2 separate regions of the Homo sapiens genome follow, and region 1 is linked to region 2. A link is a contact called in ENCODE Hi-C or POLR2A ChIA-PET data. All regions are on one chromosome and are shown on one strand. Each heading gives the region's core, a stretch centred on a gene start or an enhancer-like site at or near the end of the contact. The rest is flanking DNA. Distances are from core to core; before and after follow the strand shown. Region 1 overlaps CRADD (CARD and death domain containing adaptor protein). Region 2 has its middle 52 kb from the start of SOCS2.

Region 1 (5,453 bases), core at 2,490-4,989, 120 kb before region 2:
TAGCTCTAGCCCCATATAGAATTTTATATTACATGTTCTTTGCCCTAACCCTATTCATCCTAGCATGGTTATTTTTCTCCTAGCCTTATTTTCCCTTTACCTTAATTTCATCTATTCATTTTAGGTGGTGGTGGTAATAGTGTGTGTATGTGTGTAAGTTTCCTCAATATCTTTTTGTAATAAGGTGGAGAAGGGATAAATAGGCAAATAAGTAATTGTATACTTAATAATGTACTGGCATGGATCCATTGACTTCCAGCTGTAAAGACTTCAGTAATATCAGAACTCTAAATCATTCCACTTGGTTAATTACACAAATACTGAGCCATAATTAAAACCTTCTATACCAAAATGCCCACGACCATCATTCATTATATGAAAATAGTCACAAATTAGGAGAAACAACAGAAGTACCTTACCTACATTGCACGTTTCAGATATAGAGTCACCTGAGATATATGGCTAAGATTGGATTATCACATTTCCCGCAAGGGCTGAGGAGGTACTGGTTTCAAGTGTCAACATACCTGCTGCCTATGCCTCTACCTCACATCTCCAGACCACCAGTCACTTCCCCATAGCACAGCTTCCTAGTATGAGACTGTGAGATCCCCATTTCTCTCCCTGGGCCTCCTCCTTGCTAGAGTTACTGGAAGACATTGGAGTTACTAAAAGGAAGTGGGGAAGTCCAAAAGAGTATTCATAAAACTCCCCTAAAAGCCAAACATTTTCTGTTCCTTGCATCTGTTGATCATCCATTTATTTTTTTTCCAGTAATTTCAAAGCACTAGAATTTGCCCATATGTAATTCATACTTCTGAATAGTTGTCCAGTTAAAATTAATGAATGAGAAAAATTAGAATTTAAGTAGAAAACAGTAATCGAGATCCATAAACAGTAAATTTGGACGTATAAGCAAGTGTGCCCTCCCGTCACCACAAGCTTTAAGAATTATGCAGCTCTATAAGAAGTGAAGAGGGGGTTTACATGTGCCCAACTTGGAAGCTGCAAATTCAAGTACATTTTAGATATGAGTAAGTGGCAGCTAGGTCAGGGAACCCAGTTTCTTATTCAAAATTGGAATCTAATAGAATTATATTTGAATATACCAAAAACTTTCCATGGTTAAAATCAGAGTGCAGAGGAAAACCATTCTTTTTAAAATGCAATTATTATTTTTATTTTATATAGTGGTGGTACTAGAAACTGATCTATTGTGATACCAAAACAAAACAAGAAAATCAAGGAAGATTTTGCAAGGTAGAAAAACTTTGGGTTTTAAAAGCAACAACTACTTATGGTGAATGTTTATTGTTTTTATTAAACCTCTAGAATTATGTATAAGTAATATTTGATGTTACTTGGATTTATTTTAATTTTACCTTGCAAAATTTTCAAAATTAAGATGCTTAAAATCTCTTTTAAATGGCTGCTTATGAGGTTACCATCACAACAAAGTGGTACCCAGAGGGGTATGGTAAGCAGAATGTCAAAGATCTCTCCCGAGAAGTCCCATTACCCAGTTATTCAATCATGCACTTAACTAGGTACTGCTATGAAGGGACACTGCAAGTGTGATTAAGGTTACTAATAAGTTGACTAGCGAGATTAGCCTGGATTATCCAGTTGGGCCACTGTAATCACATGCCCTTTAAAAGTAGAAGAGAAACACATTAGGGGAAGGCAGGGAAATCTAAAGCAAATTCTGCACACTGTGGCTGCCTTTGAAGATGTAGATGGGCAACCTCTAGAAGACCCTTGGTAACAGCCAGCAGTTAGTGCTCTCCAAGAAAGGCAACTGGGCCCCCAGTACAACTACCACATGGAACTAAATTCTGCCAGTGAGCCTGGAAGTGGATTCTCCCCTGGAAGGCCTACAGGTACAAGTCCAGGCCTGCTGCTCCCTTTACTTCAGCCTTGTGAAGGCCCTGGGCACAGAAGCCAGGAGAGCCATCCTGTGCCAAGCTTCTGACCCACAGAAATGATGAGAAAATAAATGGATATGGTAAGCCACTACATTTGTGGTAATCTGTTATGCCCGTAATAGAAAACGAATACAAGGGGTAAAGCAAAAAAGAACCAAAAATGAGCACATAAGAGTCTGTTAAACTCATTTATCTTTATTTAGTGATTTCAGCTAAAGCACAATAAATTACATAGAAACTAAAAATAAAATAGAAAACAAAACTACCATAACAGAGAACAGGATATAAGTGTGAAATAATCAAAGGAATTTTTAAAATAAAAAAAAATGTTGCTAACATAACATTTTATTGCATAATTTCAAGCACTACCTTGAAATTGGAAATTTTGCCATTGTTTCTAAACAATTCAAAAGAAGATGCATAAAGCAAGGATCTGGAGCCCAATATGTGATCATAGTTGCCCTGAATATAAGAAGAGAACACTCATCACGGTCTTCAAGCATGCACCACCCTCACTAAAATATATGAGTAAGAATAATTTTAGGCTTTTATTATTGAAGGGACAGTAAGAATAATTACACAGGGAATTCAGCTTACTATAAGGAATAATGTTCTATTCGAGACCAGCCTGGGCAACATGGCGAAACCAAATCTTTACTAAAAAATACAAAACTTAACCAGACGGTGACGAGGGCCTGTGGTCCCAGGTGCTGGGGAGGCTGAAGTGGGAGGATCGCTTAAGCCTAGGAGGTGGTGGTTGCAGTGAACTGAGTTGGACCCACTGCACTCCGGCCTGGATGACAGAGCAAGACCCTGTCTCAAACAAACAAACAAAAAGAAATAGCATCCTAGTAATTACGGCTCTCCAGCAATGGTATAGACTGCTTCGAAAAGCAGAAATGTTATAAAAAGATCCCTAGAATCCCATAGAAAAATTGGCCTAAAAAACCTCTATATTGTAACTCCAAAATTCTGATTCCATTAACTTAGTAACACAGGGAATACTGGCATTATCGGAGTACTAGTTAAGTTACTATTACTCTATACGCCACATTAATTCATTAAATTTAATATTAGGTATGCAGGACAATTGTCATAGCAACATAAATTATTAGCATTACAAGTTCCTAAACAGAAATATGCATAATACTAAAACGAAACTATTTTAAAGGGCAGACATTTATTTTTAATTCTGCAGGATTTCTTTTCAAAAGTGAACTTTGGTGTAGCCTCTGGTCTGGGGCGGAAGATGAGAATGGGAGGGCAGCCTGACCCCCCTCCTGATAAGGAAGGACCCAGCGCATAACCTGTTCAGGATCTGGAGCCGCACAAACACCTGACTCGCCCCTTCAAAACAAGATCCGCGGAATGGCTCGGGACACAACAAGAAATTGCCGGCAACCTGTGACGGCTCATTTTTACCGACAGTGGGAGGCGGGCAGTCGGAAGGAATGCCCATTTCTCCGGTGTTCCTTCCCAGAAGCAAAAGAACGTGTTTGTTTATGCAAGATTTACGTTTCACTCAGGTTTGGGTTGGGTTTGTTTCCTGGAGATGGAGCTGAGTTTCCCTGGTTTTGCTGGAGTGAGGACAAGCTGATCGCTCCGTATTTACCTTTCACTTGAGCCAAATTGGACAAATGCAAATAAACAGGTCTTGCAGGCGCCCCCCGGCAGTCGGCGCCGCCTCCCCGCGCTGGGCTGGGCAGCCGGGGCCCGCAGAGGCAGCCGGCGCCCTAGGGCGGCTGGGGCCGCGCGCCTCCCTGCCCCGCTGCGCGGCCCGCGGGTGCCCGGCCAAGCGCTGGCTTATCTGCAGCTCCCACAGCGCCCCCGCACTCACCAGTTCCTAGAGCAGGGATTCCGAGAAAAAAGAAAGAGCCGGGTTCCCTAGAAACATTAAATTAACACAAGGGATCTGGAAACAAAACAGCAGATGCCTCAAAGCCTTCTCCTTGACGGCTTCCTGCCTTCTTGGAAAATCTTTGCATTAAAATAGATTGAATTACCCTGCTCTGCCAGATGCTGCTCGGGAACTTCATTTTGGGCTAACATGAAAGGAGAGTTTGACATCTTTTAAAGGATTTTTCTTTTCGAGGTGGTTTGAGGGGCGCCTTTGGGTTGCTGACATTAGCAAGGACCCAAGGCTGAGCTTTTTGCATTACAGTCGAGAACTTTCCATAACAATGGCTAGCAAATCAGATAACAAAGATCATGGCGTGTAGAGGAGACGCGGTGGAGCATAGAATGAGCACTAAGGGTTCAGAAGCCGAGGTTGCTGTCTCTGGGAAGAGCCTAGAAAGAGCACAGGCCAGCCGCCTCCTTTTACAGGGGAGAAAATGTCTTTTATTTCTAAGCCTACTTATTTTGACCATAGCTATGAGAACTATCTAATGGCATTTCCAGAGAGTCACAAACAAGCAGAAAGGCTTGTGAGTAGTATTTTATCAGCCTCTTTGTTCTAAAGCCCATCGTCTAACCTCCACCGACCCCTATCTACAAATTAATCAGACCATATAATTTGTAAATTCAAACCCAGATTAATAACCACACACCTTGAACAGTGGGTCTTCAGCACAGAGTGTATTCCACTTTCCTGTCATGTTAACTTTCATATTTAAAGAATTTTGGTAGCTGAGAACAAGATCCAAAGCTTCCTATGAGGTATCAGGATTTTACAGAGTAAATTGTTTTTACTGGAGTAGGATCTTCTTTGACATTTTAACTTTTTTTCATGATAACCTTTAGGAAAGGACGCTATAATCCTTAGTCGCTAATTTATATGTGTCATGCTTTCTAGTAAACTGGAAAATAACCTACATTCTTAAAAGGATTCTATGCTTATCCCAAATTTAGGAGCACAAGATGGGGGAGAAGTATATTACAACAAGATACTCTAAACACAAATAAAATTAAATATCCTTGCCTAAGCATGAAAGCAATAAAACTCATCTTAAAGCAATGCAGTCAGACAAAATCATTGCATCTGTAATAAGGGTAAGTACACAACTCCGGGAGTTAGCAGCCCTAAATATTTCTGTTCTAATGACACACAAGAGATACACAAAATCTATCATTCCTCCCTGATGTACGAAAAAATAAAGGGCAATTTCATAACACCTTTGGTGCTTTCTAACTTAATAGCTGGCCTTCAGGAAAAGCAAGTATAATTTTTGAGTGTTTATAAGAAAGCAAAGGAAAATGTTGCAAAAAATTACTTGGCTCAAAGGCCACAGAGAAAGCCGGAATCTGCAGGACTCACCAAGCTACACAGCTGTTTTAAAACCGAAAGTCAAACAGCTTTTAAAAGGTATTAAGTATTTTCTACAACAAAATCATCAAATATACATACTTCTTTTTATCCTGCAAATAGACATTTTATTTCTATTAGAAAAAAACTATAGTTACACAAACAATAACTAGACTGCTGTAATAAATATAACTAGCCACATAATACTAGTCAACGCTGGCTTTTTAAAAGATTACCAGAGAATTTCAAAATGATTCTGAATGATCAAGTGTGACTCGTATATT
Region 2 (5,004 bases), core at 953-3,452:
TTACTATAAAGGAATACCTGAGACTGGGTAATTTATAAAGAAATGAGGTTTAGTTGGCTCACAGTTCTGCAGGCTGTACAGGAATCATAGTGCCAGCATCAGCTTCAGGGGAGGCCTCAAGAAGCCTACAATCATGGTGGAAAGCAAAGGGGAATAGGCATCTCACAAGGCGGGAGGAGGAGCAAGACTGGGGAGGTGCCACACATTTATAAATGACCTGATCTTGTGAGAACTCACTATCACCAGTGCAGCCGCAAACCATGAGGGATCCACCCCATGACCCAAACACCTCCCACCAGACCTCATCTCCAACATTGGAGATTACCATTCAACATGAGATTTGGTGGGGACATATATTCAAACTATATCAACAAGCATGGCACCAACATCTGCTCAGCTTCTAGTGAGGGCCTCAGGAAGCTTACAGTCATGATGGAAGGTCAAGTGGGAGCAAGGTGAGGGTGTTGTGCCACACTTTTTTAAACAACCAGACCCTGTGTGAACTCAGAATAAGAACTTACTTATCACCAAGAAGATGTGCTAACCGCTTAATGAAGGATACGCCCTCATGATCCAATTGCCTCCCATCAGGCCCCACCTCCAACATTGGGAATCACATTTCAACATGAGATTTGGAGGGGATAAACATCCAAACCATATCACTCCTCTCATAAACCTCAAAAAGTAAGGCAGATGACATGAAGGTTTAGAGAGTGCTGTAACACAGTTGCATACAAGGTACAGTGGTGGATGAAAAGTTCTGGTGCTATTTGGAAAGGTAAGAAGGCTGTAGGGGGGTTAAAACAAAAAAAGCTTGAGTTGAGTCTTGAAGGATACGTAGGGGTTCTCCAGGTGGATGAGGTGGAGAAGGGCATTCTGGGAAGAGAACAGTATGTTCAGAGGCTCTGATGTAAAGTATCCTGACCTGCTTGGTAATTGTGTGATTCGTTAGGTATGTCTGGATTTTAAAGCCTGTTGGGAGGTTGCAGTGGGGGTAGAGGGAGGCCAGCAAGATAAGGCTAGTAGGGTGAGCTGTGCTAAGGGGGGAGGACTGAGCACATTCAGCAAAGGTAGCGTTCTATTGCATTTATGGCTGCATTCAGCAGAGACCAGACATTACCTTAAGAAGCCTTCAAGGAGTACATTGTTAAGAGAGAACGGCATCTGTGGGATAAATAGAAAGAGGCTCATTTTACTTTAACTACACCCCAGAAAGATCTAAGCAATGATCTCAGGCTGGAAAGAACCAAACCTTTGGCAGAACCGTCTAAAACCCAGGCGCTGAGGATTTGCCGTGGTGTCCACCTTGGGTCCCAATTGCTTCTGTTGTTGCTTTTATCAGGCCTTTTTCTCATGGTTACTGAGCACCCAGTATTTGCAGGCCTGCTTTAAAATAACAAGATAGAGTATCACCACTACCTCAGTTAGTCTCATTATTGAGGGATTTCAGATACAGGGTTCTGACGCAGAGCAACTGAAGGTAGCAAAGCAAACAACACAATGTGCTAAGAGAGCAGTTTCCCTTTTACAAAATAGTAATGATATGGAATTATTTTCACCAAGTAATTCTCTTTTTTTTTTTTTTTTTTTTTGAGATGGTCTCACCCTGTTGCCCAGGCTGGAGTGCAGTGGCGTGATCTCAGCTCATTGCAACCTCCGCCTCCCAGGTTCAAGCAATTCTCCTGCCTCAGCCTCCCGAGTAGCTAAGATTACAGGCACGTGCCACCACACCCAGCTAATTTTTGTGTTTTTAGTAGAGACTGGGTTTCACCATGTTGGCCAGGCTGGTCTCAAACTCCTGACCTCTGGTGATCCACTCGCCTGGGCCTCCCAAAGTGCTGAGATTACAAATGTGAGCCACCGCGCCCGGCCCTCAATAAATTCGTAAGCTTTGAAGGGCTGAATCCTGAGTTTGACAATTTTGGCTAAACCTGGGACTTGGTTAAAGACTAAGTAACTGTACCTTTATTTCAATTGCATGAACTAGAAAACTACAAAACAAGTGAAGACATGCACTGAGAAAGTGGAGTATACTATGACGGTAAATAGAAACTTTTTTTAGCATTTTAATGACAGAGAGAGATTGTGTGTGTATGACACATCAACAACAAATAAATAAAAGAACTGGTGAGGATAGATGAGTCACTGAGAATGTTTAAAACTATTTGGCTCCCCCAGGAGATGACCAGATAGTCAGTGAATGATTCAGCATGGGAAATAACCAGTAAGAGCAAATGCGAATGCTAAAGGGATATGAAAGAAATCTCAGAGATGGGGAAAACACTGGGGTCTTCACTTGCCACTGAGAGTTTTAAAAAGATTATCTCAGGGGATTAGTAAAAGGCAGGGCTTCAACCTGCTTGTTCTAAAGGTAGCTCATAAGGTATAGTCGAGAAAGAACAGGAAGAAGCATTAGTCACTATATTTAGCTATTAACCCAAGAAGATTGTTTCCACAAAGAAACCTCTTGTTAGGTCTTGTTTTAGGGTTCTATCTTTAGTATGAAATCAGAAACAACTTTGCCCACACAGTGGCATACTGTGTACTTCTACTTATTTTACCCTGCCCCCAACTTAATGGGAGCAACTTAATGGGTTCCAGCAATTTCTGATGCCTGCAGCATTCATGTATCACACTCTGTTCTGCTCTTATAAAACAGTGCCTTCCAGAGTGACTTGGGTGATGAGTATTGTCTTAGTCTGTTTGTGCTGCTATAACAAAACACCTAAGAACTGGTAATTAACACATAATAGATTTTTTTTTTTTTTTAGATGGAGTCTCTCTCTGTTGCCAGGCTGAGTGCAGTGGTGCAATCTCGGCTCACTACAACCTCCGCCTCCCGGATTCAAGTGATTCTCCTGCCTCAGCCTCCCTAGTAGCTGGGACTACAGGTGCCTGCCACCACACCTGGCTAATTTTTTGTATTTTAAGTAGAGACAAGGTTTCACCATGTTGGTCAGGATGATCTCAATCTCTTGACCTCGTGATCCACCCGCCTTGGCCTCCCAGAGTGCTGGGATTACAGGCGTGAGCCACTGCGCTTGGCCAGAAATGTATTTTTCATAGTTCTGGAAGCTGGGAAGTCCAAAGTCAAAGCGCTGGCAGGTTTCGTGTCTGGTGAGGGCCTAGTCTTTGCTTTCAAGATGGCACCTTGACCTCTGTGTCCTCATGTGGTGGAAGGGATGGAAGGATAACAAGGGACAAACACTAGTTTCCTCCAGACCTTTTACAAGGCGGCTAATCCCATTCATGAGGCTTTCACTCTCATGACTTAATTACCTCCTAAAGACCCCACCTATTAATATTCGTGATTAAGACCAGGCGCAGTGGCTCAGGCTGGGTGGGGTGGCTCACACCTGTAATCCCAGCACTTTGGGAGGCTGACGTGGGTGATCACCTGAGGTCAGGAGTTCAAGACCAGCCGGGCCAACAAGACAAAACCCTGTCTTTACTAAAAATACAAAAATTAGCTGGACATGGTGGTGTGTGCCTGTAATCCCAGCTATTTGGGAGGCTGAGGCAGGAGAATCGCTTGAGCTCGGGAGGCGGAGGTTGCAGTGAGCTGAGATCGCGATTGCACTCCTGCGTGGGCAGCAGAGCGAGACCCTGTCTCAAAAAAAAAAAAATTCATGATTAAATGTCAACTTGTGAATTTTAGAGGATGCATTTAGACCACAGCTAGTACCTAGAGGGTAGTGCCCATGTCTCTATACAGCATTTTAAATGGCATCTTACATGTTCACCCAGAGACACCATAAATATTGGTTGGTGCTTGTGTAAGTCCGTTTTCACACTGCTATAAAGAACTTCCCGGTGCAGCACACCAGCATGGCACATGTATACATATGTAACTAACCTGCACATTGTGCACATGTACCCTAAAACGTAAAGTATAATAATAATAAATTAAAAAATAATGATAATAAATAAATAAATAAAAAGAACTTCCCTGAGACTGGGTAATTTATAAAGGAAAGAGGTTTAATTGATTCACAGTTCCACATGGCTAGGGAGGCCTCAGGAAACTTATAATCATGGCTGCAGGTGAAGGGGAAGCAAGGCACGTCTTACATGGCAGCAGGAGAAAGGAGTGAGTGAGAGGAGGAAAACTTCTTGGCACTTAAACCATCAGATCTCGTGAGAACTCCCTCACTATCACGAGACCAGCCTGGGAGAAGCTGCCCCCATGATCCAATTGCTTCCCACCAGGCCCTTCCCTGACATTTGGGGGTTACAATTCGAGATGAGACTTGGGTGGGGACAAAGAGCCAAATGCTATCAGTGCTGCAGGTTATCCAGGCAAGAGTAAATATCCTTGTTGAATTTCAAACTCTAAACAGCAAAGTTATCATGCTACTTTGAACCTAAAATGGATTCCTTTTTTAAGAACTGAAAGTGATTTTTTTATTTTAAAAAATCCACCTAAACTAGTCATGGCTCAAACCTTCCATAAGTTTATAGGGCTGAATCCTGAACTTGACATACAGATTCCATTATCCAGTTGCCCTCAGTTAGGTAAATAGGTGGAGGAAGCTGGGTGTGTGTGCTTGAGCGATTTCTGAGTGAGATGTGCCTGGCAGTCTTGGCCTGTTCACTACCCCTTGCCTCATCCCTCTTATAGGCACATCCTGCCTTCCCACTTAAGGGCAGGAAGTGTGAGACCAGCTTTCCTAGGCTTTCTTCCAACCAGAGTATTGGCATAGAAGCCAGTCTTGGCCAATTGTGAGCTCAGGAGACACTCAGCTAGGGTTTTTTTGTTTTGTTTTAAAGGTTTCCTTTATAAGGAAAAGAGACCAGTAAAAAGACATCTCTTCTTCACTGGTCGTGTATCTGCATGTGACATGTGTGAGCCTTTGGAGGCATCAGTAGGTATGAGTGCAGCATCATAGCTGACATGCCAATGATGTCAGAGAGGACAGGTGGAAGACATTAACAGTAAAGGAGCAAGAGTCTCCGACAACACTTTTGTGCCTCTGTATGAAACCTGGAACTACCCTACCTCAG

What was found. Hi-C counts contacts between places; a loop is a spot of excess contacts on that map. ChIA-PET counts read pairs that join two places held with the same protein, here RNA polymerase II (POLR2A). Pooled maps may share reads with other maps.
Region 1: a map of PC-3 shows a loop between it and region 2 (8-fold over the local background). The contact joins two enhancer-like sites. A Hi-C loop is called at or near these places in 2 of 168 maps with a recorded cell type or tissue (MCF 10A and PC-3) and 4 of 50 pooled maps. POLR2A ChIA-PET finds 5 or more read pairs at or near these places in 3 of 52 experiments (MCF 10A, PC-9 and activated naive CD4-positive, alpha-beta T cell).

Annotation. Positions count from the first base shown.
Region 1 is chr12:93,740,642-93,746,094 of GRCh38, reverse strand. The region is part of intron 2 of CRADD (CARD and death domain containing adaptor protein); the gene reads right to left. Among named protein-coding and RNA genes, the nearest start is that of CRADD-AS1, 5.5 kb to the right of the region's middle. RefSeq lists silencers at 3,488-3,577, 3,608-3,777 and enhancers at 2,864-3,820, 3,821-4,777. Within about 2 kb of position 3,739, at least 32 of the 41 ENCODE cell types and tissues checked have a DNase peak (open chromatin) inside an H3K27ac peak, as active enhancers do; they include PC-3 and PC-9, where a contact is called at or near this core.
Region 2 is chr12:93,622,334-93,627,337 of GRCh38, reverse strand. It overlaps a transcript of SOCS2 not described here. Among named protein-coding and RNA genes, the nearest start is that of SOCS2, 52 kb to the right of the region's middle. RefSeq lists an enhancer at 1,585-2,784. Within about 2 kb of position 2,202, at least 7 of the 41 ENCODE cell types and tissues checked have a DNase peak (open chromatin) inside an H3K27ac peak, as active enhancers do; they include PC-3 and PC-9, where a contact is called at or near this core.